2 separate regions of the Homo sapiens genome follow, and region 2 is linked to region 1. A link is an interaction called in ENCODE POLR2A ChIA-PET data of the cell type or tissue named here. Cell type or tissue: A673. All regions are shown on one strand. Links, peaks and the distances in the headings refer to the core of each region. The heading gives the core; the rest is flanking DNA.

What was found. Peaks named below come from ENCODE experiments on the same cell type or tissue, not always from the same donor. Only the 100,000 strongest peaks of a DNase experiment are listed, where the experiment ranks them.
Region 2: POLR2A ChIA-PET joins it to region 1 with 6 read pairs; 2 of 35 experiments call an interaction of 5 or more read pairs at or near these places.

The regions. Positions count from the first base shown.
Region 1 is chr14:96,757,073-96,769,480 of GRCh38, forward strand. All of the region lies in intron 3 of LINC02299 (long intergenic non-protein coding RNA 2299), which reads left to right. Among named protein-coding and RNA genes, the nearest start is that of LINC02299, 22 kb to the left of the region's middle. RefSeq lists an enhancer at 5,703-5,752. In A673, for the core only: no CTCF peak of the experiment used is centred there; a DNase peak (open chromatin) is centred at 5,829.
Region 2 is chr14:96,870,295-96,882,702 of GRCh38, forward strand. It overlaps VRK1 (VRK serine/threonine kinase 1), which reads left to right. Exons shown (of 13, transcript NM_003384.3): 12 at 5,736-5,826; 13 at 10,883-11,315. The coding sequence ends at 10,914. Among named protein-coding and RNA genes, the nearest start is that of LINC00618, 67 kb to the right of the region's middle. In A673, for the core only: no CTCF peak of the experiment used is centred there; no DNase peak of the experiment used is centred there.

The DNA of each region.
Region 1 (12,408 bases), core at 3,382-8,381:
TGCCTCTCTGGGTCTCGGTTTCCCCAGCTTAAGTTTCCTCAGCAGAGTGTTGAGCCTCATTGATGACTCAGGCTTTGTTCAGTTCTTTCTACCGATTTCCAACACAGTTGTGGATTTCAATAAGGAAGAGATTAATTCTGGTAGGGGGAAGAGGATGGAGGAGGGTGCACAAAGAAGCGGCATCTGAATTGGGCTTGAGAGGGAGACAGGAGAGCAGGGCTGCATCCTAACTTAGGCTGTGGTTATGGTTGTGAGTGGCAAACTTGCTTGTGGTTGCAAGTGGCAGAAACCTAAATTTACGGGCATCGAAGTGAATGTATTGGCTGGCATATCATGGTAGCGGGTCTCCAAAAGTAGCTTCTCGATGACTCATGTCTTCCGTGTATACATGCCCTTGTGTAGCTTCCTCCCCTTGGATCTGGGTTGGCCCTGAGACTTGCTGGTAACACATGGACATGGCTGGTAACCCATGGAAATAACGCTGCTGGCCTCCAAGGCAGAAGTTGAAGCTCTCACCTTGTTCCCTCGGAACACTCACTCTAGGGGAAGCCAGACACTAAGTAGGAAGTCCGGCTCTCCCGAGACCTCCGTTCTATGAGGAAGTCCACACCAGCCATGTGGGAGGCTGCATGGAGAGAGATGCCTGGCCGGTCCCCAGCTCATCCAGCTTGATTGGCATCTGAACACAATAGTGTCAACAACCCTGAGCAAGACCATCTAGTTGAGCTCATCAACCCACAGAACCATGCAGATAACGATAAATGACTGTTCTACACCACTGTATTTTGAGATGGATCGTTTGCAGAATCAGAATACATATATAATGTAACAGTCCAGGGAGATTTAGTTTCAGGCATTGCTGGATCCAGGAGCTCAAAGAATATCACTGGGTCTTGTTTTTCCCTGTCTCATGTCTTGCTCTCTCGTGCTGGCTTCTTTTCTAAACCACCTGGCTATCCCCCAGAACTCCCAGACTGGTTTCACCCCTGCTTCCAGCAATGCCAGTGAACAAACCTACTGTTGCTCACTACTTTCAACAAAAGTCCTGGAAATCCACCTCATTGGCTGATAACAGGCTCTTTTTTGAAACATTCCTGATGTGGCCAGAAGGGAGGGGTATGGAAGGAACATTCTCTACCCCTCCAAGATGGAACGGGCATGAGCTCTGCCCACATCAAGTCCTGAGCATGGGGGAAGACATCTCTTAAGAAGATCTCTAGGCCGGATGCGGTGGCTCATGCCTGTAATCCCAGCATTTTGGGAGGCCAAGGCGGGCAGATCATGAGGTCAAGAGATCGAGACCATCCTGGCCAACATGGTGAAACCCCATCTTTACGAAAAATACAAAAATTAGCTGGGTGTGGTGGCGTGCACCTGTAGTCCCAGCTATTCAGGAGGTTGAGGCAGGAGAATCACTTGAACCTGGGAGGCGGAGGTTGCAGTGAGCCAAGATTGTGCTATTGCACTCCAGCCTGGTGACAGAGCGAGATTCTGTCAAAAAAAAAAAAAAAAATATATATATATATATATGGGAAATATCTATTCTGAGGGGAAATGGACCCTGGATAGACACAAATAGACATCCGTTTCTGTGACCTTGTATAAGACACATAACTTTCCTAAAGCTTGTCCTGCCCAACTCATTGTAAGACTCAGGTCTGAAAACAGCAAGAAGCCTGGGAAAGCTGTCACAGAAGCAGTGTCTACCTGGGAGTGGGGGACTGTTTGCATCAGTAGCCATCTGGAGAGGGCTCAAAACTGAGCAGGACAAGGTGTGACTGCCCCAAACCCAAATCCTTTTCATAGAGAGGAAGGGAACTAGAACCCAAGGTTTCTGATCAGAAGGCAAAACAGAGTGGCCTCTCAACAGGAGGCACGTATCCTGTGTGTTCTGGAGTCACGCATTTCTGTACATTAGCAGAGTTTATGTCATCTGAGAATTCCCAGGAATGAAGGTCTCACATTGAAGTGAGTGGGAAGAGACTTCCTCAAAAACAAAAGCACATCCCGCTGAGGCAGGACAGAGATATCTTTGCTGGAAGGAGGAGGTTTCCCCTGAACCTGCAGAGGGATCAGAGACACTGCACAGGGGGCTCAATCTAGAATGATCAATTATACTGGAAGGCATATTGTTTTTTCTTTATTTATTATTCTCCAAAGGCTTTGAACATATCTAAAAAAAGGAGACTTTTATATTAGTCAAGGACACAGGGCAAAGCCACAAAGCAATATCAAAAATAAGGGCGACTACATGCTGGGGGTCAGAAAACCAGCACTCTTTCCACGATGAAAGCAACTTGGTTCTTGAGATTCCAGTTATTCCAGTCTGGAGTGCAGTGTAAGTGGTATGAATTCCCTCATCCATGTGATAATGCCTCCTTCGATGTATTCATTCATTCACCTGGGCATCCACCCCTTAATCTGTTCACTTAGTCAACCATCCAACAGGTCGTACCCACACCAATGTCAGTTAGGGCAAAGCTGCTATGCCTGCTAGAGGCTAGGAGAGAAATTCTCAGGGTAGAGAAATGGTTAAAATAAATCAAAATAAAATCTGAGTTGGCCGTGGTGCTTATTCTTAATGACACACAGGAAACTATAAACCAGCCATGCTACATAATTGACCACTGAGGATTTTTCACTCTCAGTCAGTTTGAGATGTACCGAATCCAATATCACATCAGTGATTTGATTTGTTAATAATCAAATTGCAAATACCTTTTCATTTGGCTTCAAAAAGCAAACAGCCATTCGGAATAATTTTTATGGGTCTTGGAATGCAATATAAACTTAAAATATTGTGTTTGCAAGTCCTATTGGCATGACCGTATTATAATTTATATTGGCCTATTTTGATGTACAGTGGCATAATGAAACTTTAAAAAATATATTTTGCAAAGCTGCATCTAAGCCCAAGCCGGCAGCACAGATTAATGTAAGAACAGCATGGGGATTCTTTGCATATTTTTTTTTTACGGAGATTTCTAGAGAACATTCTACTCACCAAAACTTTAACCTAAGCAAGATTTGCAAAGATTTTCAGAATCCGTCTCTTGTCACATTTCCAGGCACACTGCCTGATGCCTTTCTTCCTGCCTCACTCTTCCCCATCTCATACATCCCCTGTCCTGCCCTCCTATTTGCAATTTTATGAAGCTTTTGTGTGTATACATGTTTGCATTCTGTTTCTATTCCCTCCATCTATAATGCCCTTCTTCCCGTCTCTGCTTGGAGGATATCTCTTAGACATTCTTCAGCTCCTGGCTAACATGCTATCCCTGCTGGGAACCTTCTCTGACACCCCCAGAAGTTATTACTTCCATTCTTCCACAGCAGTTGAAAAGGAACTCTGTTACAGCTCTTGTCATAATGTGTTACTGTTATTTGTTTACATGCACAAACTCTGAAGTCCTTGACAGCCTGACCATGATATATTCAATTCAAAAACCCCAGTGCCTACCACCATGCCTGGTGCATAATACATGCTCTGTAAATGTTTGTGTAATGGTGCTGTGGATGAATGAGTGGGTAGATGGATGGATAAATGGAAAGATGGATGGAAGGATGAGGAGGTAGCGAATGAATGAATGGGTGCAAGGAAGGATGGGTGGGCTGTTGGACAGATAGGTGGATGGATGGATGGCTGGGTGGGTGGATGAATGATGGGTTGGTGGATAGATTGACAGAACAGATCCTCCTGGAGGATAATGCTTTCCCTGACATTGGAAGCATTTAAGCACAGGTTATAGAGAGACTTCAGGACCTAAATGTGTTGTTAGACAAATTAATCTATTAGATGTTTCCAACAAAAAAAGCCCTTGATTCCACCATGTTCCTGTAGAGCTACGCTTCAGCACAGAATTGCAGTAGAGGCTTACTTTACTTTTAAAGCCTGTTTTTTGTTTGTTTGCTTTTTGTTTTTTGGAGACAGGGTCTTCCTCTTCTGCTCAGGCTGGAGTGCAATGGCACAGTCATAGCTCACTGGATCCTTGAACTCCTGGGCTCAAGTGATCCTCCCACTTCAGCCTCCTGAGTAGCTGAGACTACAGGTGTGCAGCAACAAGCCTGGCCAGTTTTATTTTATTTTATTTTTGTAGAGTCGGGGTCTCACTGTGTTGCCTGGGCTGGTCTTTAACTCCTGGCCTCAAGCAATCCTCCTGCCTCAGCCTCCCAAAGCACTGGGATTACAGGCATGAGCCACGGCGCCCAGCGAAGCCTATTTTTCGAAAAGGGTCAGGGAAGGCCTCATTAACAAGATAACATTAAAACAGAGGCCTGGGGGAAGAACAGCCAGGCCTAGGGAACAGCAAGAGCTGAGCCTGCCTGCAATGTCCAGTAACTGCTAGGAGTGTGGCTGGAACAGAGGGAAAGATTTGAGATCTGACACTTTACGGCTTCTTTTGTGCCTTGCTGAGGGAGGTCTTGCTCACTTGGCATTCTAGAGACTGTTCCCCTATCTTTTAGTCATACACTTTTATAGTTTAGAATTTTACTCTTAGCTGTTTGATTTAACTAGAATCTATTATTGTATATGGTGTGAGGTAAAGTTCTAAAATTATTTCTAAATGGAGGGCCAATTATCTCAAGGTTATTTCTCGAATAGTCTGTGCTCTCCACTAATGTAAGATGCCATCTTTACCACCAACAAAATTGTCATTTATCCAACAGTTCTTTTTTGTATTCTCTCTTATTTCATTGATCTATTTGTCTGTTTCTGTGTCTGTTTCTAGTACTTAAGCTACTAGAACATGTAAGATGTTTGACATTTTTATTCTTCTTGGACTCAAACAGATGGACTTGAAAATCACTTTATCAAGTTCTATAAACTTTTTATTGGGAATACATAACATTTAAAAGTGAATTTGAGGAATACTGACATCTTTATAGCAGAGTACACCATCTACAAATAGTATGCTCTTGATTTTTTTAAAGCTGTCTTATATCATTGAGAAAAGCTTATAGTTTTTTTAAAAAATAGAATGTGCACATTTTTTGTAAAGTTTATTTCTACATATTTGTACTGACAAATGTTATTTTTTTTTTGTGAACAGGATTTTTTTCCTATTATATTTTCCAATTGGTCATTGTGTATAGAAAACCTATTATCAGGATAAATAGCTAATGCATGCGAGGCTTAATATTTAGGTGATGAGTTGATAGGTGCAGCAAACCTCTATGGCACAGGTTTACTTATGTAACAAACCTGCGCATCCTGCACATGTATTCCAGAACTTAAAATTTTTAAAAAAAGTAATAAAAAAGAAAACCTATTATATATATTCCAGAAACTTATTGAAATCTCTTATTCTTTCTAGTGCTTCTTCAGTTAGAAAGCAAATGATCATATTGCCTGCACAAAATGGGAACGTAAATTTCTTGCTTTCTTATATTTATTATTTTATCCCTCTTCTCACCTAATTGCTTTGACTAGTACCTCCAGCAAAATGTCGTATAATAAAGATGATAGCAGGTATCCTTTTCTTGTTCCTGACTTTAATAGGGAGGCTTCTAATGATTCATCGTTGGAAATTATGTTTGTGGGGTTTTAGGGCATAGGCTAAATGGTACAAGAAGACTCCAAAATACTATGGCTTAAATAAGATAGAAGCTAACTGATCTCTTACATAAGAGTTCACAGTGATAGTCCCGGGTAGGCAGCACAGGGCTGGTTCTGCTATTCTCCTCAGGTAGCTTCCAAACATGATCAGTCATTGCTGTTTTCCAGCTAGCGGGAGATAGGAGAGGGATGTCGAGCTTCCTCTTTAAAGCAGTAACAAGGCAAATTATAGGTATGCCTTCTATTCACATCCCATTGGCTGAAATTAATCACCTGACCACTCTCAATGGCAAAGGAGCCTGGGAAATGTAGTCTGTAACTTAGTGACCACATACCCACCTAAAGCTATAGTTCTAAACTACAACTAAAGCTAGGGTTTAGGAACCATTACAAAAGGGAGGAAGTGAGAATTGATGATGGGGGGGCTACAGCAATCAATGCCACAATGTTCTTTATCAACATAAGGAAATTTCCTCCTATTTCCAGGTAATAAAAAGTTTTTTTTTAATTTAAATCTGGGATTAGTTATTTTATTTTACCAGATTATTTTTCAACATATTTTGAGATGACCATATGATTTTCTCTTGTGATCTGTTAATAAAGTGAATTTCCTAATGTTGAACCATATTTGCATTTCTGGGATTAGGCTCTACTTGATTAAGTTGTGTGATTTCCATAACAGACCATTGATCATATTTTATTTAGGATTTGCTTCTATGTTTATAAGTGATACGGACCTGTAGTTCTCTTTATCTGTGCATTATTTTTGTTTTTAATATCAGGGTGATGCCAACCTGAAAGGATGGGCTGGGAAGCTTCCTATGCTCTATAAAAGTCAATAGATCTAAAACTATTTTTTAAAGGTTTGGGGGAATTTGTTCTTAAAACGATCTGGCATGGTGATTTTTTTTTTAAAGAGATAGATCTTTGATTACTGCGGCAGAGACTCCTAATTGTCCACAACCTTGGTTCTCTCCTTTTTCTAAGATAAGAGAACCCTTGACTTGTAGCTGAGTGAAATGCCTAGAAGGAGACACTTTCCTGGCTTCTCTGTGGCTAGAGGTGGCCAAGTTTCAAAACCCAGGCTGTGAAAAGTTTCAGATTTTCCGTTGTGAAGACAAGTAATGTTTGTGTGCCACTTCTGGCACAAGCCTTTAAATGTGGAAGTGTTCCCCTTATTTCCTCAATTTGCTGCTTTGAAAGGGGACTGAGAGGTGGGTCAGGTAGCAAGTTAGGGTGGCAAATCCAGAAGGCAGAAGGAGCCTGGGTTCTTAGTGCCATGAAGCTGCCATGCCAGCTCCTAGACAGGTGAGTGGACGTTTCTCTTTTCTTTGAGCCACTTATTTTGTGTTTTTGCTATAACTGCTAAGCCTACATTTAATTCATATAAGCCAGGGGTCCCCAGCCCCTGTGGTGGAAGGAGACAGAAGGAGGAAGGAGTGGCAGGCAAGCAAGTGAAGCTTCATCTGAATTTACAGTCACTCCTCATTGCTCGCATTGCCGCCTGAGCTCTGCCTCCTGTCAGATCGGTGGCTGCATCAGATTCTCATAGGAGCGCGGACCCTATTGAGAACTGTGCATGCAAGGGATCCCTGTGGAGGGAGCCACAGGCAAGCACCAGAGGGCAATCACAAGGAGCTGAGGGGACCCCCAGGTGATCGCCAAGAAGAACTTACAGTCCCAAGGAACCGAATTCTGCCAATAGCAGGAATTGCTTGGAAGAGGACACCAAGCTGCAGGTGAGAAAGCAGCCAGCCAACACCCTCAGTGTAGCCTTGTGAAGTCCTGAGCAGAGTCCCGCGATGTCATCATGACACCTGACCTTCTGAACTAAGATAATAAATGGATGTTGTTTTAGGTAGCAGTCCCCAACTTTTTTGGCACCAGGGACCAGTTTCAGGGAAGACAATTTTTTTTTTTTTCACGAACCAGGGGTTGGTGGGGGATGGTTTTGGGATGATTCAAGCCCTTTACATTTATTGTGCACTTTATTTATTTTATTTTATTTTTATTTTTTATTATACTTTAAGTTTTAGGGTACATGTGCACAACGTGCAGGTTTGTTACATATGTATACATGTGCCATGCTGGTGTGCTGCACCCATTAACTTGTCATTTAGCATTAGGTATATCTTCTAATACTATCCCTCCCCCCTCCCCCTACCCCACAACAGGCCCTGGTGTGTGATGTTCCCCTTCCTGTGTCCATGTGTTGTCATTGTTCAATTCCCACCTGTGAGTGAGAACATGCGGTGTTTGGTTTTTTGTCCTTGCGATAGTTTGCTGAGAATGATGGTTTCCAGCTTCATCCATGTCCCTACAAAGGACATGAACTCATCATTTTTTATGGCTGCATAGTATTCCATGGTGTATATGTGCCACATTTTCTTAATCCAGTCTGTCATTGTTGGACATTTGGGTTGGTTCCAAGTCTTTGCTATTGTGAATAGTGCCGCAGTAAACATACGTGTGCATGTGTCTTTATAGCAGCATGATTTATAATCCTTTGGGTATATACCCAGTAATGGGATGGCTGGGTCAAATGGTATTTCTAGTTCTAGATCCCTGAGGAATCGCCACACTGATTTCCACAATGGCTGAACTAGTTTACAGTCCCACCAACAGTGTAAAAGTGTTCCTATTTCTCCACATCCTCTCCAGCACCTGTTGTTCCCTGACTTTTTAATGATCGCCATTCTAACTGGTGTGAGATGGTATCTCATTGTGGTTTTGATTTGCATTTCTCTGATGGCCAGTGATGATGAGCATTTTTTCATGTGTCTGTTGGCTGCATAAATGTCTTCTTTTGAGAAGTGTCTGTTCATATCCTTTGCCCACTTGTTGATGGGGTTGTTTGTTTTTTTTCTTGTAAATTTGTTTGAGTTCATTGTAGATTCTGGATATTAGCCCTTTGTCAGATGAGTAGACTGCAAAAATTTTCTCCCATTCTGTGGGTTGCCTGTTCACTCTGATGGTAGTTTCTTGTGCTGTGGAGAAGCTCTTTAGTTTAATTAGATCCCATTTGTCAATTTTGGCTTTTGTCACCATTGCCTTTGGTGTTTTAGACATGAAGTCCTTGCCCATGCCTATGTTCTGAATGGTATTGCCTAGGTTTTCTTCTAGGGTTTTTATGGTTTTAGGCTTAACATTTAAGTCGTTAATCCATCTTGAATTAATTTTTGTATAAGGTGTAAGGAAGGGATCCAGTTTCAGCTTTCTACATATGGCTAGCCAGTTTTCCCAGTACCATTTATTAAATAGGGAATCCTTTCCCCGTTTCTTGTTTTTGTCAGGTTTGTCAAAGATCAGATGGTTGTAGATGTGTGGTATTATTTCTGAGGGCTCTGTTCTGTTCCATTGCTGTATATCTCTGTTTTGGTACCAGTACCATGCTGTTTTGGTTACTGTAGCCTTGTAGTATAGTTTGAAGTCAGGTAGCGTCATGCCTCCAGCTTTGTTCTTTTGGCTTAGGATTGACTTGGCAGTGCAGGCTCTTTTTTGGTTCCATATGAACTTTAAAGTAGTTTTTTCCAATTCTGTGAAGAAAGTCATTGGTAGCTTGATGGGGATGGCATTGAATCTGTAAGTTACCTTGGGCAGTATGGCCATTTTCATGATATTGATTCTTCCTACCCATGAGCATGGAATGTTCTTCCATTTGTTTGTATCCTCTTTCATTTCATTGAGCAGTGGTTTGTAGTTCTCCTTGAAGAGGTCCTTCACATCCCTTGTAAGTTGGATTCCTAGGTATTTTATTCTCTTTGAAGCAATTGTGAATGGGAGTTCACTCATGATTTGGCTCTCTGTTTGTCTGTTATTGGTGTATAAGAATGCTTGTGATTTTTGCACATTGATTTTGTATCCTGAGACTTTGCTGAAGTTGCTTATCAGCTTAAGGAGACTTTGGACTGAGACAATGGGGTTTTCTAGAAATACAATCATGTCATCTGCAAGCAGGGACAATTTGACTTCCTCTTTTCCTAATTGAATACCCTTTATTCCCTTCTCCTGCCTGATTGCCCTGGCCAGAACTTCCAACACTACGTTGAATAGGAGTGGTGAGAGAGGGCATCCCTGTCTTGTGCCAGTTTTCAAAGGGAATGCTTCCAGTTTTTGCCCATTCAGTATGATATTGGCTGTGGGTTTGTCATAGATGGCTCTTATTATTTTGAGATATGTCCCATCAATACCTAATTTAATGAGAGTTTTTAGCTTGAAGGGTTGTTGAATTTTGTCAAAGGCCTTTTCTGCATCTATTGAGATAATCATGTGGCTTTTGTCATTGGTTCTGTTTATATGCTGGATTACGTTTATTGATTTGTGTATGTTGAACCAGCCTTGCATCCCAGGGATGAAGCCCACTTGATCATGGCGGATAAGCTTTTTGATGTGCTGCTGGATTCGGTTTGCCAGTATTTTATTGAGGATTTTTGCATCGATGTTCATCAGGGATATTGGTCTAAAATTCTCTTTTTTTGTTGTGTCTCTGTCAGGCTTTGGTATCAGGATGATGCTGGCCTTATAAAATGAGTTAGGGAGGATTCCGTCTTTTTCTATTGATTGGAATAGTTTCAGAAGGAATGGAACCAGCTTCTCCTTGTACCTCTGGTAGAATTCAGCTGTGAATTCATCTGGTCCTGGACTTTTTTTTGTTGGTAAGGTATTAATTATTGCCTCAATTTCAGAGCCTGTTATTGGTCTATTCAGAGATTCAACTTCCTGGTTTAGTCTTGGGAGGGTGTATGTGTTGAGGAATTTGTCCATTTCTTCTAGATTTTCTAGTTTATTTGCGTAGAGGTGTTTATAGTATTCTCTGATGGTAGTTTGTATTTCTGTGGGATCAGTGGTGATATCCCCTTTATCATTTTTTATTGTGTCTATTTGATTCTTCTCTCTTTTCTTCTTTATTAGTCTTGCTAGCGGTCTATCAATTTTGTTGATCTTTTCAAAAAACCAGCTCCTGGATTCATTGATTTTTTGAAGGGTTTTTTGTGCACTCTATTGCCCAGGCTGGAGTGCAGTGGCACAATCTAGGCTTACTGCAACCTCTGCCTCCCAGGTTCAAGTGATTCTCCTACCTCAGCCTCCTGAGTGACTAGGATTACAGGCACCTACCACCATCCCGGCTAATTTTTGTAGTTTTAGTAGAGACTGGGTTTCACCATGTTGGCCAGGCTGATCTCGAACTCCTGACCACAGGTGATCTGACCGCCTCGGACTCCCAAAGTGCTGGGATTATAGGCATGAGCCGCCATGACCAGCCATGAAATAAGTGATTTTTATTTTTACCACCATACATTTTGAATTCTTCAAAATTTCTCTATTTCATGTAGAGATAATATTACATGTATTATTTTTATTTTTATGTTTTGTGATTAGGATGGTCCATTTAAAATGCTGGTATTTGACCAATTTTGATTTATGCAAATGGCAATTTCATGTAGTTCAAACTAAAATTTTATTTTCAGAAAAACAAAGCTAATAAGGGATCTAATTAAAAAAGAAATCGACCCTAATATAGTGGGGAATTTGGGGCAAAAAATCGGATAAGAAGCAGCTCTTCTGTTTAGATTGAAAATTGAAGAGGATGTCATGAAGGTCTCAAGTCAATGAAAGAAGCTGAAACAGATGGAAAGCAAGGAGGTAAAGCAGTGAATGGACCTTGGGGACCCACATTTATACATGAAAGCAAGGAGGCACTCCTAGAGAAATGCCCACAGAGGGCACACCAGGAAGGCACACTACAGTTGCAAGAACGAACGGGAAAACAGAGGAAGTGAGGTCAGCTGAAGGGAGATAAAGGGCAGAGCCTCCACAAGCCAGCCTATGAGTGCCCCTCTCCCCTTGCTCTCCTTCCCTTCCTCCTCCCTCCCTTCCTCCCTCCTTCTTTCCTTCCTTCCCAGCCTTGCTTCCCTCCCTTCCATCCGTCCTTTCTTCCATCCCTCCCTCCCTCCCTTCCTCCCTACATCCTTCCTCTCTCTCCCTCCCTCCCTTCCATCCTTCCTCCCTCTCTCCCTTCCATCCTTCCTCCCTCCCTTCTTCCTCCTTCCCTTCCTTCTTCCTTCCTTCCTTCCCTTCCTCCTTCCCTTCTTTCCTTCCATCCTTCCTCCTTCCCTTCCTTCCTTCCTTCCTTCATCCTTCCCTCCCTCCCTGCCTTCCATCCTTCCTCCTTCCTTCCTCCCTCCCTTCCTTCTTTCCTTCCTCCCTCCCTCCCTCGCTTGCTTCCTCTCTCCCTCCCTTCCTTCCTATCTTCATTCCTTCCTTCCTCCCTCCCTCCTTCCTTCTTTCTTCCTTCCTTCCCTCCTTCTTTCTTTCTTTCCTTCCTTCTTCCCTTCCTTCCTCCCTCCCTCACTCCCTCCTTCCTTCTTTCCTTTCTTCCTCCCTCCCTCACTCCCTCCTTCTTTCTTTCCTTCCTTCCTCCCTCCCTCACTCCCTCCTTCCTTCTTTCCTTCCTCCTCCCTTCCTCCCTCCTTCCTTCTTTCCTTACCTCCTTCCTTCTTCCCTCCCCTCTCCCTTCCTTCCTTCCTTCCTTCCTTCCTTCCTTCCTTCCTTCCTTCCTCTGTCCCTCTCTCCCTCCCTCCCTTTCTTCTTTCTTTTTCTCAGGTCATGTTATACAAGACACCATACCACACCCCACGTTGTGACGATAATGCTCACAGCTAGTGAGGAAGGCCATAGAAAGCACACTTCGGTGCCTGCATTGAATGGTACAAGACAGCACCCCCCAGCCTAAAAGCGGGTCAGCCTTGCCAACCCAGGCATGGAGAGGCAGCAGGGAATGAAGTTTCTGGTTAGTTCAGTGATCTGCCTTACCAGATGTATTCATGTGCTAAGGCTGCTGTCACAAAGCA
Region 2 (12,408 bases), core at 3,797-8,796, 110 kb after region 1:
CAAGGCATCCTAGTGATTTTAGGCATAAAATATTAAAGATAATTAAAGCATGACCCGGCCACTCATTTGCCTTTTCCCATAAATTGTACTTGAACCATCTTAACTTTGCCAAAAGTTTTCGACCTTAATGGTGCATGTCATGGAACCCTCAGAGGAAAACATGAGTGAAGAGATGTGACATTGACTTTAATCTAGAATAGAATACACTGACATATTAGTCTTCTAGACCGTAGTTCATTGAATCTCTGGAAACAGCTTTCGTCTTGTTAACTGACTATACGTTTGATCATATTAAAGTTTCATGATCTCCTTGTAACATGAATGATGTTAGAATCATGAAAAGCCATTGCTGCCAACAAGTTGGAAGTTGAATTTACGGTTTTCAAAAGTGTCATTAGGAGATTTTTCTAGGTTGTGCTTGCTATTATTGTATGACATTTTGATGAAAGTTCTTAAGCATGTAGTACTCTTGTAGATCATGTAATCAAGGGTTAGCTTGTTTCACAGCTAATCTGCTTGTTAGCTGAATGTTTTTTCTAGGAGAATGGATGACAGTAGAGCTTGAAGGCAGCTTTCCCTAGTTCCTTAGTAAGCCAAGCTGAAGGGACATACATGTGCTCTAAAATAAGTGAATAGACAAATTATGCTGACTTTATGAAAGCAGTGCTTTTGCTGAAAAAAATGTGTTGCGCATGGAGCAATCAACCCTGATAGCCAACCAGATGGTTTTTTTCCTCCATTTATTCTGACAAAGTCTACCATTGTATCAGTATTTTTTGGCACATTCATATAAATTACCTGTAATTTTTGGTGTGCTATTTTTTGATAGTTACAGTAAATTCTTAATTTTTCATGGTATTGTAAGGGTGGGATACCTTGAACTAGTGAAGAACATAGATATTCCAAACTTTGTGTGCCATATATTTAATCATTTTATTTTGCTAACCTTGTTCCTTCAGACCTGTTAATTAGCAAAATTGCTTGAGTTGTACTTCCTTTCTATCTCCAGAGTAGGTAACTAAAAATGTTGACAGGAGAGAGATCTAAATTTAAACAAGTAGACAACAACAACAAAATCAAGGGTGGACTGTGATGTAATGTGTGTGTTACATTTACATATGGATTGATACTTCAATGAATGAATTTCCATGTTAGTGGGATTACACTGGACACTTATGTAAGAACACTCATTTATGGAACCCTAAAAGGATTTCTTATAGTGCTTATAGCAAAACAAATAGTTGCAGAAATTAAACGTGTGTGTATTTAATGTTTTTATAAAAGATGAAGTTTCTCTTTTGCTTTAACTATTTTATAGTGTCTATTTTTCAGCTTGAAAATGACAGTGCCAGGCACACAGTAGATGCTTAATAAGTACATGGTGGTGATCTTCACCTCTGTTCAGATGGAGGTCAGTGCTGTTGTGGAAGGAAATTGCAATAGTCATTATTTTTATTACAGTCTTCATCACTGAAACTCATTGAAAACAATAAATCACTTTAATAAATTCTAGCAAATTTTTATTTTTATTTTTATTTTTTTTTGAGACGGAGTCTTGCTCTGTCACCCAGGCTGGAGTTCATTGGTGTGATCTTGGCTCACTGCAACCTCTGCCTCCTGGATTCAAGCAGTTCTTCTGCCTCAGCTGGGACTGGTGTGTGCCACCACACCTGGCTAATTTTTGTATTTTTAGTAGAGACGGGGTTTCGCCATGTGGCCAGCCTGGTCTCAAACTCCTGACCTCAAGTGATCCACCCACCTAGGCCTCCCAAAGTGCTGGGATTGTAGGCGTGAGCTACTGCGCCGGGCCTCTAGCAGGATATTTTTAGATTATTCCTCAAATTTGTCTGTCTCTTTTCAAGTCATTCATTCATTTCCTAACTCTCCATCTTTTTATTTCTTCTCCCTGTAGTTATGTTTGACCTTTCTCTGCATTTTCTTAAAACATATATGTAATTAATGTCCATTCAAATATTACAGTTTTTGAGAGACTTAGAGGAAGATATGAAATTACCTCTTTATTACAAGAATAGTTCAATAGTTACTCTACAGGTGCACATCTGTATATGTGCAAAACACTGTGCCAAACTCATTAAGGGTTAGATAAATGAGGAAAACCATAGTCCTTGCCCTCAGGGAACATACGTAGTAGAAGAGAAATAGAGGAGGTTATGAAAATAGTTTACATGAAATACACAAATGTGTGTACTATAATATAACTCTGGAAAAAAATACATTAAGAACACAGCAACTAGAAACTGCTGCTTCCTACTGAAAGCTCACATAGGAGACCGCATAGTGCTGTGGAAAGGAAATTGCAATAAGAATAAAGAGCTCTGAGTTCTAGTCTTTTCATCACCATCAGCTGAGAAATACTGAGCACATTCTCTGGCTTTTTTCCGTCCCTAGCTTCAGTTTTTTCTGTGTATATAGTAGATTTTAACTAAATCTATTAGTTTCATAAATATTGTGGCATAATAACATGTTTGCTGTAACCTTCATAGAAGATGTGTCCTTTTTCTTTTAGTTACTACTAATATTCTATTTTCAGCCACTTTTAGGGAATGTAATAATTTAATCAAATAAATAAAATAAGATTAACTGATTAGTCACATGGACTGATTAGTGCAGTGTTTAGAACAAAGAACTTTGTTCTAAACTGTGTTCTATAGCACATATGACATATGTGCTATATGAAGCATTTTAAAACTTCTAGGCTGTATATTTTAAGTTTCTAAAGTAGACATGTAGACTTTTGTCTTATGGGATGGACAAAACCCAAATAACACTGCCCGAGTACGCATCTCTTAGAGACAGCCATGAATCTGATTGGCTTTTCTTAGAAGCTGTTGAAAGCATCTAGAGGTGATCTTTTGATGCTTGACTTGGGAAGCAAAGAATTGGTCTTTGGTTTTTGCTTCTGAAGATTTTTTTTCTCTTTTCTATTAAAACAGCTTTAAGTCTACAGCAGGTCTCCAATCGGTGTTTAGACTATTAGTAAATTATCAGTTCAAATGCATCTAGCCTGTTTGTCTTCCTGTTTCTAAATTGGAAGTGAGAAGCTGCTAATTAACTAAACTTTAGCATATCTGAACACTTCAAAAATATAATGTGTAATATATATGCTGGTGCCCTTTGAAATCTAAGTTTTGAAGATATTTTAGCTGTGCTGAATTAAAAGAATACTCAAGTTTATTTTATAAGTTATTTTAGTATATCATACAATATTTTGGTTTCATATTAAACGCAAAGGCACCTGTGAGACCTGATACAGAATGTGACAAAAATCAGAGATTAGCATAGTCACTTTGTGAAGACATTTTTCTGTTCAAAAGGAACCAAAATATGCACTATCTGAAGCCTAAGGATGTTGACAAATAACAAAATGAAGCATTTGGAAAGATTCAGAAGGAAGAAGCTGGGAGCAGATTGCTTAGAATTTTACTCATTGCCTTATAAAATTGATAACATACTTAGGTACTACTAAACTTGAAGGGTTTTATTTTGGTTTTTTAATTGGTCTGTAGACCACTGGCCCTTTCTATGCAGACTACGTACATTATTAGAAAAGTTGGGCAGGAGTTACCTGGCTGAAGTGTGGATTAATGCAGTAGAGTGCTTTACGTAATGCATACTGCTTAAAGCACAGGTGTTTCTTTTGTTGGTTGAATACTGTCTGATTTTCCTTCCTATGTAATTTACCTGCATGGAGATTAAGAAAGCCCCCTTTTATTAAATAAGCTTGAAAACTAGATGAATGCACTTAGGTTCTTGGGTAGAATGTATTGGATAGCTAGCTCCCTTTATGATGAGCATTTAAAAATCTGCTCTCCAAAAACTGGGAAATGCATTCTCTGCTGTATGGAAAGCAATATAGTACTGAAATATTCCTCCTTAATTTTGGTCTGAACAAACAAAAGTGTCTGTGTTTATTCTTGCCTAATGCATCACAAATCTGCTGACATGCTAACCTTGGAGTCTTGGCTGGCGTTAATCAGGCCTGTGCACCGGCAGGAAAGATGTACCTAATGCACTCCATCAGTGCAGTTTGCATATGGAAGTTCTCACAGGGGAGCTGCCCTGTGCCAGCTGAGGGTTACCTGCCCACTGCAGTTATTGTATGTAATTATCGAACCAATCTGTTCAGCCCAGCAGGGTTTAGACGGTAATCATGAAGCAACACTGGAAAAGAAAGATGTAAGGCATTCTCCCCTTTTCTCATCAGTTATATGAAGTTATAGCCACTCTTACAGCTATTTTTGAGAGGCAATACCCCCATATACAAATCTGCTAAATGAATGCCTTTGAAAGTTTCTCAAGGTTCAGTCAAGTTGTTATTTTTGTATGTGTGAAGCATTTTCTTTAGGAACATGGTGGGTATCTCTGAGTTCTAATTTTCCACAGCCACCTTAAGAATGTTTTGAAACAGTGGGATTAATTGTAATACATAGATAATAACAGTTCTGACCGTTTGGAGGTTTTAAGGTAATGTGCCTTGAATAGAGTTCAGCTTTCCCATGTAGTTCTCTTTGGAACAGAACCCATGGTTGCCATTAGGAAAAGGAACAATGTGCTGTCAGCAGGCATTATCCTCTTTTCTAGCTGTACACAAAATGGCCTGCAGCAAGGAACATTCTCAGATGAAGTTTAACTTATTGTTAATTGTTAGAAAATATAAATGAGGACATTCTGTTGCATTGTGAACCTGTGAGATTTGGGGCATGTCGGATGGTTTTCTAAATGATACAGACTTATTTTAGGCAACCAAGAGAAGCTTTGGATTAAAATTTGTATTTTAACCTGCTTAAATTTGAAACTACAGAAGATAAAGTTATATAAAAAAATTCAAAGTTTTATATTTATTCCTAATGCCCGTCTATAATTTTACCTATGTATAGAGATGTTAGAGAATTTAGAAACTTAACGCAGGATTGGACCTGTTAGAAAATGTTGTAGTGGTAGAAACACATAAAATGAAATTGAAGGAACATTTGGGAAGAATGGATGGTGACAGAATATAAGCACTGACTCCTAAATAACACTTCACTAGAAAAATAGGACAGGCCCAAGAGAATGTAGGAAATCCAGACGATTTTTGAGATTTTCGGAGAGCTTTGTACTTTTAAGACTATTCATGTACAGTAAGGTTTATGGCCCTCTTAAACTTTTAATAAAAAGTATGCTAAAAGAGAAACAATTATTACAAGTTTTTCATTATTGATTCATAAATAGAATTCTACCACCAATGTTATGTGGTACAAACACTGATTTAATAAATGGGGCAAGACATACATTTTTTCCATTTATCAAATAGATTATCCTCTCCACCCCACCCATGTTGTACAATGTGGAGAGTATCATTGGCCTGAGTGGTGATCGTGAGTTTGTAAAACATTTTGTTTTAAAAGAGTTTCTGTATGATTAGTCCTGATGGTTAAACCATAGCTTTGAATAATGAAGTATATAAAGCATGAAAAGTTAGAGGTGGATATAACAAATATATCTACCATCTGGGTTAACTGTCTAGTTGAAAGTTCTTGTACTCCCCCTTTCTTCCATCCCTCATCCATTCCTTTAGGTAACTACTATCCTGAAGTTGAGAATATTCTTCCTGTGTGTTTTGACACACCCACACCTATATACATTTATACACACACACAGACAAATATGTGATGAGTTTGTAGTTTACTTGACTGTCAGATATCTCTCTCTCTCTCTTTAATTTTATATGTAAGAAGCGAAAGAAAGAAATTGAAGAAAGCAAGGAACCTGGTGTTGAAGATACGGAATGGTCAAACACACAGACAGAGGAGGCCATACAGACCCGTAAGTTGAACAGTTTTGCCTAGCTGCTTTCATAGGTAAACACAAATTTCATTTCCTCCCATTAGATGAGGGGTCAACTATTTGGGTCATGACCTTTTGATTTTATAATAAAATACCACAAGATTTTTATATAGTATGTATTGTGTCTTTTGTACACAGGTTAGATTATTTTCTCTCCACAATAATTATAAAGTTGAGACTGGGAAGCTTCCTTCATTTTGCAGATTTGGAACCCGAGACACTGAATGATTAAATGGCAGAGCTGCCAGGCGTGGTGACTGATGTGTGCCTGTAGTCTCAGCTACTCAGGAGGCTGAGGCAGGAGGATCACTTGAGCCCAGGAGTTTGAGTCCAGTCTGGGCAACATAGAAACCCCATCTCTAAAATAAATAAAATAAATGACTGAGCTGTTGTGAAAGGGTTAGTGATAGAGACCAGAACTCTTAACTGTCAGGCCAATGTCTTTCCACTTCCTCACACTGATCCCACATAACTCTGGGTATGATAGTGAGTGTCAGGGGTCAGACATGGGTCTGTTGCAGCTGAGCTGCCTGATTGTTCCTTATAAAGTTTGTCAACCTCTTCTTTTTTTTGAACAAGTTAAGAGGAAAGGAATTAAAGCTTTATGGATGATCACTTTTCAAAGTTCTTGAAGCAAAAAAAAAAAAAAACACAAAAAAACAAAAAAAACAAGGTATGAAGTCATTTTTCTGAGATGGCTTATAAACTGGCACTGAAGGCACTTCCAATAGTTCCAGAAATGACATTAGCAAAGGCAGCATCTGCAAAGGGCAGAGCTAGGTTGGACTTTGGTCTGATATGTTTAATAAACTGCCAGCCAATGTGTTCCAGGATTCATGTGATATGATGATGTACTTGACTCAATAAAGAGAGCTATTCAGTGTGGCCCACAATACATTTTTTTAAAAAGATTTTTCCTGTCTGCCTTTTTTTTTTTTTGAATTATTATTTTGTTTGTCCTGAAATATTTCTTGGTTGCTAACAGAAAAGGCTTATTTTTGGTTAAAAAAAAATTTTACAGCATAGGTGCCATATTGAGTAATGCCACCAATTTATTTTACCTTCCTTTTGCTAGTGACATTAGTGCATGTTTGTGGAAAGCACAGTATTCAACTTTCAAAGAGAATCATTTTTGCCCTGATTTTATTACTATGTTCTTCATTACATATTATGGTTAGAACATCCTTTGGTTTAATCTGTTTTAACCCAAAGAATACTTGAGATACCTGAAGAGGGAATATATAACTTCACACTGAAGGCGAGAGGTTTTGAAGTAGTCCCTCTCTTTTTCCCGCTGCTGTCTTCCTTTCGCTACTGTCTTTTTTCCTCCTTTCCCCTGTCTTGTTCATTTTGTTATTAGGAAGTGAGGAGTCCCAAGGAGCAATACATCGAAGCATGTCTCAGCCAGAGGCTAGCAGCAGCAGCTATGACAGTGAGTGGGAACAAAATTAAGGAGTATTTATAAATATACAGCAATATTCTTAAAAAACAATCCCTTAAATTTTAAAACTGGCAATTTTAGTTTCAGAAAGATCCTGCATTGTTCTAGTGAGATTGACACTCATTAAGTCTAAGGCAGAGTCTCAGCTGCGCATCAGGAAGACTCATCCCTTTCTTGACTGCCTGGACATCATTTGTTACCTGAACTTTGCTTAATGAGCATCAAGCGTTTTTGTTTTGATAGATAAATGCCTTTAAATTCTAGTATAATTATGAATTTTTTTTTAACCTAAGTTTTTAGTTTAAGGTCTTCTACTGATGCTTTTTCCCATGAGAAAATATATCAGTATTTTTGTTATTTTATTAATGACAAAAGAGTATAGTAAAGTCATAAATAATTTAAGGAGAACAATTCAGTTTTTTTGACCTAACTTTTTCAGAAGATAAAGAATAGTCAGATTCACCCTTATTCATATAAACTCAAAATTGCCGTTCTTAAAATGCTGTTTATTTCCCCCATTACAGTTCACTTTTTTCCCCTAAAGTACAATGCGAGTTAAGGTATTTTACTATCAAAATAATCATAAGTGAGAGAAATATTATCTGATGGTAAAATATTATTGCTTCCAGCAAAAAGAAAAAGCCAAGAGTTCATGTAAATGTATATTTTTAAATTTATCAGTTTAAAAGTTACTTGAAGGAAAAGACACATTATTACATTTGTTTTTTTAATTTTTAAGATATATAGTACAATTCAGTGAACACTGTGTTTTAGGGCTTTAAGATTTTGTGTCATAAACGTGTTTCAAGAATGGTTACCTCTAACAGCAGCTTTAGAAATGTCAGTTTCTTCATTAACAATTTTATTTTCAAACACAATTTATGATTTACAGTATGGTAAGAGATTTTTCGCACTGTGTGATCTTTCAGAATGCTGTGCCTAGCAAAATGGGAGCAACTTTCCTTTAATATCTATTTAGACCATTTTAAAAATGTGTATAATTTTCTAGATACACCTAAACTCATTTTGAATAGTTGGGGGTCTATTGTGTAAGAACACATTCTGAAAGCTTTCAAAATGTGTATTGTGTAGGTTTTCTCAAATAAATAGAGGAGGTGATGGGATGGTTTTCAAGAAGAACAGAGGCCTCTAATCCTTTTATTTTTATGCAAGGCATAATTTTTACCAGTTGAGAAAATTTGGTTACTGGCTGCAAGTAATTTTTCCCCTCACAAAATGAGGAGCCTTTAAAAATCATGCATATTTTGGCATTTCAAAATCATGCCAGTATTTCAGAATTGTGCTAAAAATTAGCTAATATAGCCATGATATTTATGGCTGGTGTACTTTCCCCCCTCCTGTTCATAAAATGGAGGCTACTTTTGTTGGTATTATTTTTAAGAACCTTGGATTTTGGACCATTCCTGAGGAATCTTTGGAGAAAGCATGACTAGTCAAAAAGTAGATATTTTTAAGGGAACCCTACAAAGAAATTTCCTACTTTTTTTTTCCTACTGCATTATAAAATCATAGAAAAGCATCCCAAACTTGTATGTTATTTTCCAAATATCAAATTATATACATTAGTCTTCTGATTGGACCCTTTGCCAGTAGTGTATATTATGAAAATGGTTATATATTTAATTAAAGAGATAAGGTAGTTTTTTTTGTAACAATCAGAATTGATTATTAGGGAAAATATTGAATTGATTTATGCAGCAAAGTCAACAAGGTGCGTAGGACTGATTATATAATAAATTCCAGGCAGTAGTAGCCCTTTTAGTTGCAGTGAGAAACTTTGGATTGAAGGAGATGAGCAGCAGTGATATTTAATTTCAGAGTAAAATGGCAAATTAAGACATTAATGAGAATAATGCTATTTGAATGTAACTTTATAGTTGTTAATTTAGTGTTCTTTGTAGTGTGGTTAAAGATTTAAAATGTGTTGAAAGGGAGATATAGTATTGATTATTGACCTTGATTTTGTAATACCCTTTATGCCAGTCTCACTATCGCAGCATTTTCAGTTTTCTGTGCAGAATTAATTTCAAATTTCTTGAAATAGGCCGGGCGCAGTGGCTCATGCTTGTAATGCCAGCAGTTTGGGAGGCTGAGGCGGGTGGATCATTTGAGGTCAGGAGTTCGACACCAGCCTGACCAACATGGTGAAAGTCTAAGTCCTACTAAAATACAAAAATTACCTGGGCGTGGTGACAGGCACCTGTAATCTCAGCTACTCTGGAGGCTGAGGCAGGAGAATCACTTGAACCCAGGAGGCGGAGGTTGCCTGAGCCAAGATCGTGTCACTGCACTCTAGCCTGGCAACAAAGCGAGACTCCCTCTCAAAAAAAAAAATAATAATAATAAAAATAAAATTTCTTGAAATAAAAACCTAAAAATCTACTGTGGGATATTTTTAATAGATGGCCGTGTTACAGAAATTTAAGAAAAAAACTCAAATTTTAGAATCAATCATAGTACAGTATATAGGGTATGTATTATGAGTGGCAGAAAAAAGGATATTCATATAAGCTTGAAATTTGCTTTCATTGAACTGTATGATTGAATAGAAACTATAACTTGGAAAAATTAAAAATGCTAGTTTTGAAACTGACCTTCATGTTAAGTAACTAAAACCCATGATCAGAAAACCTTTAGATACACATGGTAGAATTTTGTTCCACATTCAAAGAATGTTTCGTACTTTTCAGAAAAGAAGTATTGATCTTTTGTTTTTTTTCGTGCAGTCATTGATTAATTATGAGCACCATGCTGTCCCTGACTCTGGTGCCCCTGCTCTTTCCTGGCAGAGCGTAGCATGCGGCAGTGGGAAAGAAATGGCCCTGCTTCTTTCACCAGCACTAGGCAGCCGTGATCAGGCTAACTGCTGTACCCAGAGGTGGAGTAGGAGTAGTAGGTGGGGTGAAATGTCTTGGTGAGGCAGAATTCCCATGCCCCCAGCAGAGAGTCATTGATTTATTCCAAACCAGAATAGTTAGATAGGTACTGTCATAAAGGACTTAGACCAGTATCACATATGATCCTTTTCCAGGAGGCTACTCATTTGGGACCTGTATAATTCCTAGCGGAAAAGACTTTCCATTTCAGTATATCCCAGTGCTCTCCTGCCTCAAGGGTGTAGCTAATAGTCTTTAAAAAGCAACTTATTGCTTTGCTTTTCATAACATGTGTGACCTCATCGCTTCCACCTTAGGAGTGAATGCTTATCTATATTGCTAAGGTTTATATTTGGAGATAATGTTTTAAATTTTACAACAAATTTAAATTTTGGAGAGAAATATTTCAGTATTAGTAAAAATTAGATACGTTTTATCAGTCAGTATTTTTATATGGCTTAAGAGAAGGTAGGTTTTGTCAGCATATTTTTTGACATATTAAAAAATGACCCAATTTTCTAAGATTTTCAGAGTATTAGCAATCATACCTTTGTATGTCAGTTTTATCTTTGCAAATCACGAGAGTCGATTTGATTTTAAAATGTTAATAACTATATTTAGGGATATTTATATTTCTGTTCTTTTGCTTTTGTAAATTATTGACTAGTGATTTCAGTTTCTTTGATTTTTCTTCAAGGTTCAAGAACCAGAAAGAGAGTCCAGAAGTAATTCAGATGCTGTGAACCAGATTTCCTTTTCTTTGTTTTCTTTTGACTTTTTTCTCCTTTTCTATTTGAACTGTTTTATTTTCCTGTGAGTCTTGCGAGGTGGAAGTAATGATTAAATACTCATGTGTTCAGAAAACATAAACTTTTTTTATAAAAATATTTTGTACAATTCATTAAAGGCTAATTTATGAAATTTGAAAATCTTCAGGTTATACTCCTTAAGTTATCCCAAAGCCGTGTGTTTGTGATGTTTTGGAGTACATATATATGAAAATTATTATGACACGCACTTTTCTAATCATTGTACATTTCTCAGAGTGGATAAAAATGTTTGACAAAGTCCTCACTTTTAAGGAAATGCAAAGCTTAAAATAAAACTCTCTTTTGTTTGATGCAAACACACAGTATGTTGTGGCTGTAAGGTTTGGTTTGTATTGATTTTGTTCTGTTCCCAAAATCTTTTATTAAACACCTGCTGTATGAGACAGGAGGTACAAAGACAGGAAAGGAATATGAAATAAAAAGTGGAGGAAGCGTATCCATGAGAGAGAAAATCTACATATATGAAAGATTACATAAGAATTATGTCAGTATGCAAGCCGTATGACAAGAAAACAAGTGACAGATGATCAAATGGTGGTGTGATTAAAGATTGTGTAAAGACTGGCTTCATCTACGGAAGTCCTATGAACTAGATATTAATAGATAGAGCCTATTGTTCATTCACAGAAGTTTATTTTTCTTAAAAGTTTCACTTTCATAGCATGTAATATTTATACAGTAAACCAAGCACTTCAGAGTTTCAGTGATCAGAAAGTTTAAGATCTGAAATGTTTTTAGTTGCCTTGGGAACAGAAGCTTGTAATTTTAACACATTTATGAACAATTTCATGATTCATTCCTCAGAGTTTTCTTGGTCAGAGAAATTGGTATTGGACTATATTTTCTGATGGATGGCATGCCTTACCACTTAATAACATGCACAGTGTGTTTAGAAGGTATATGGACATAGTTTCACTTAAATATTTAAGTATATTAATGTGTATTCAGAATACAGCTAGCACATTAAACTGGTGATTTGTCTACTACTTAGGACAAGCCTAAAGTAGGTATTTCAATTTTTAAAAGCAAGTCGATTTGAGGGAAAAAATAAGTAAATGTACAGGTGGGATATGGACATACCAGAAATTGTGAAGGTTGGACCAAATTTGAGAAACTATGAACCAATACAAAGACTATAACTTTTGGCTCTCTTATGTGGATATTTAGTTGTCATGTGAAGCATTTATCACTGAAATGGTTAGATACTGAAAAATGCAAAACATCTACAGACTTTCCTTTGAAGATTAACCTTTTAATGCCTCCTGAAGTTCTAGAGCAATGTATCTTTACAGATTAGAAAATTTGACTTTGGGCAGAGGCTCCTCCTGCTTTCTGTAGAATGTTACGTTTTAGTACTCATCAGTGTTAATCCCCCAAGTTTATTTGTAACACC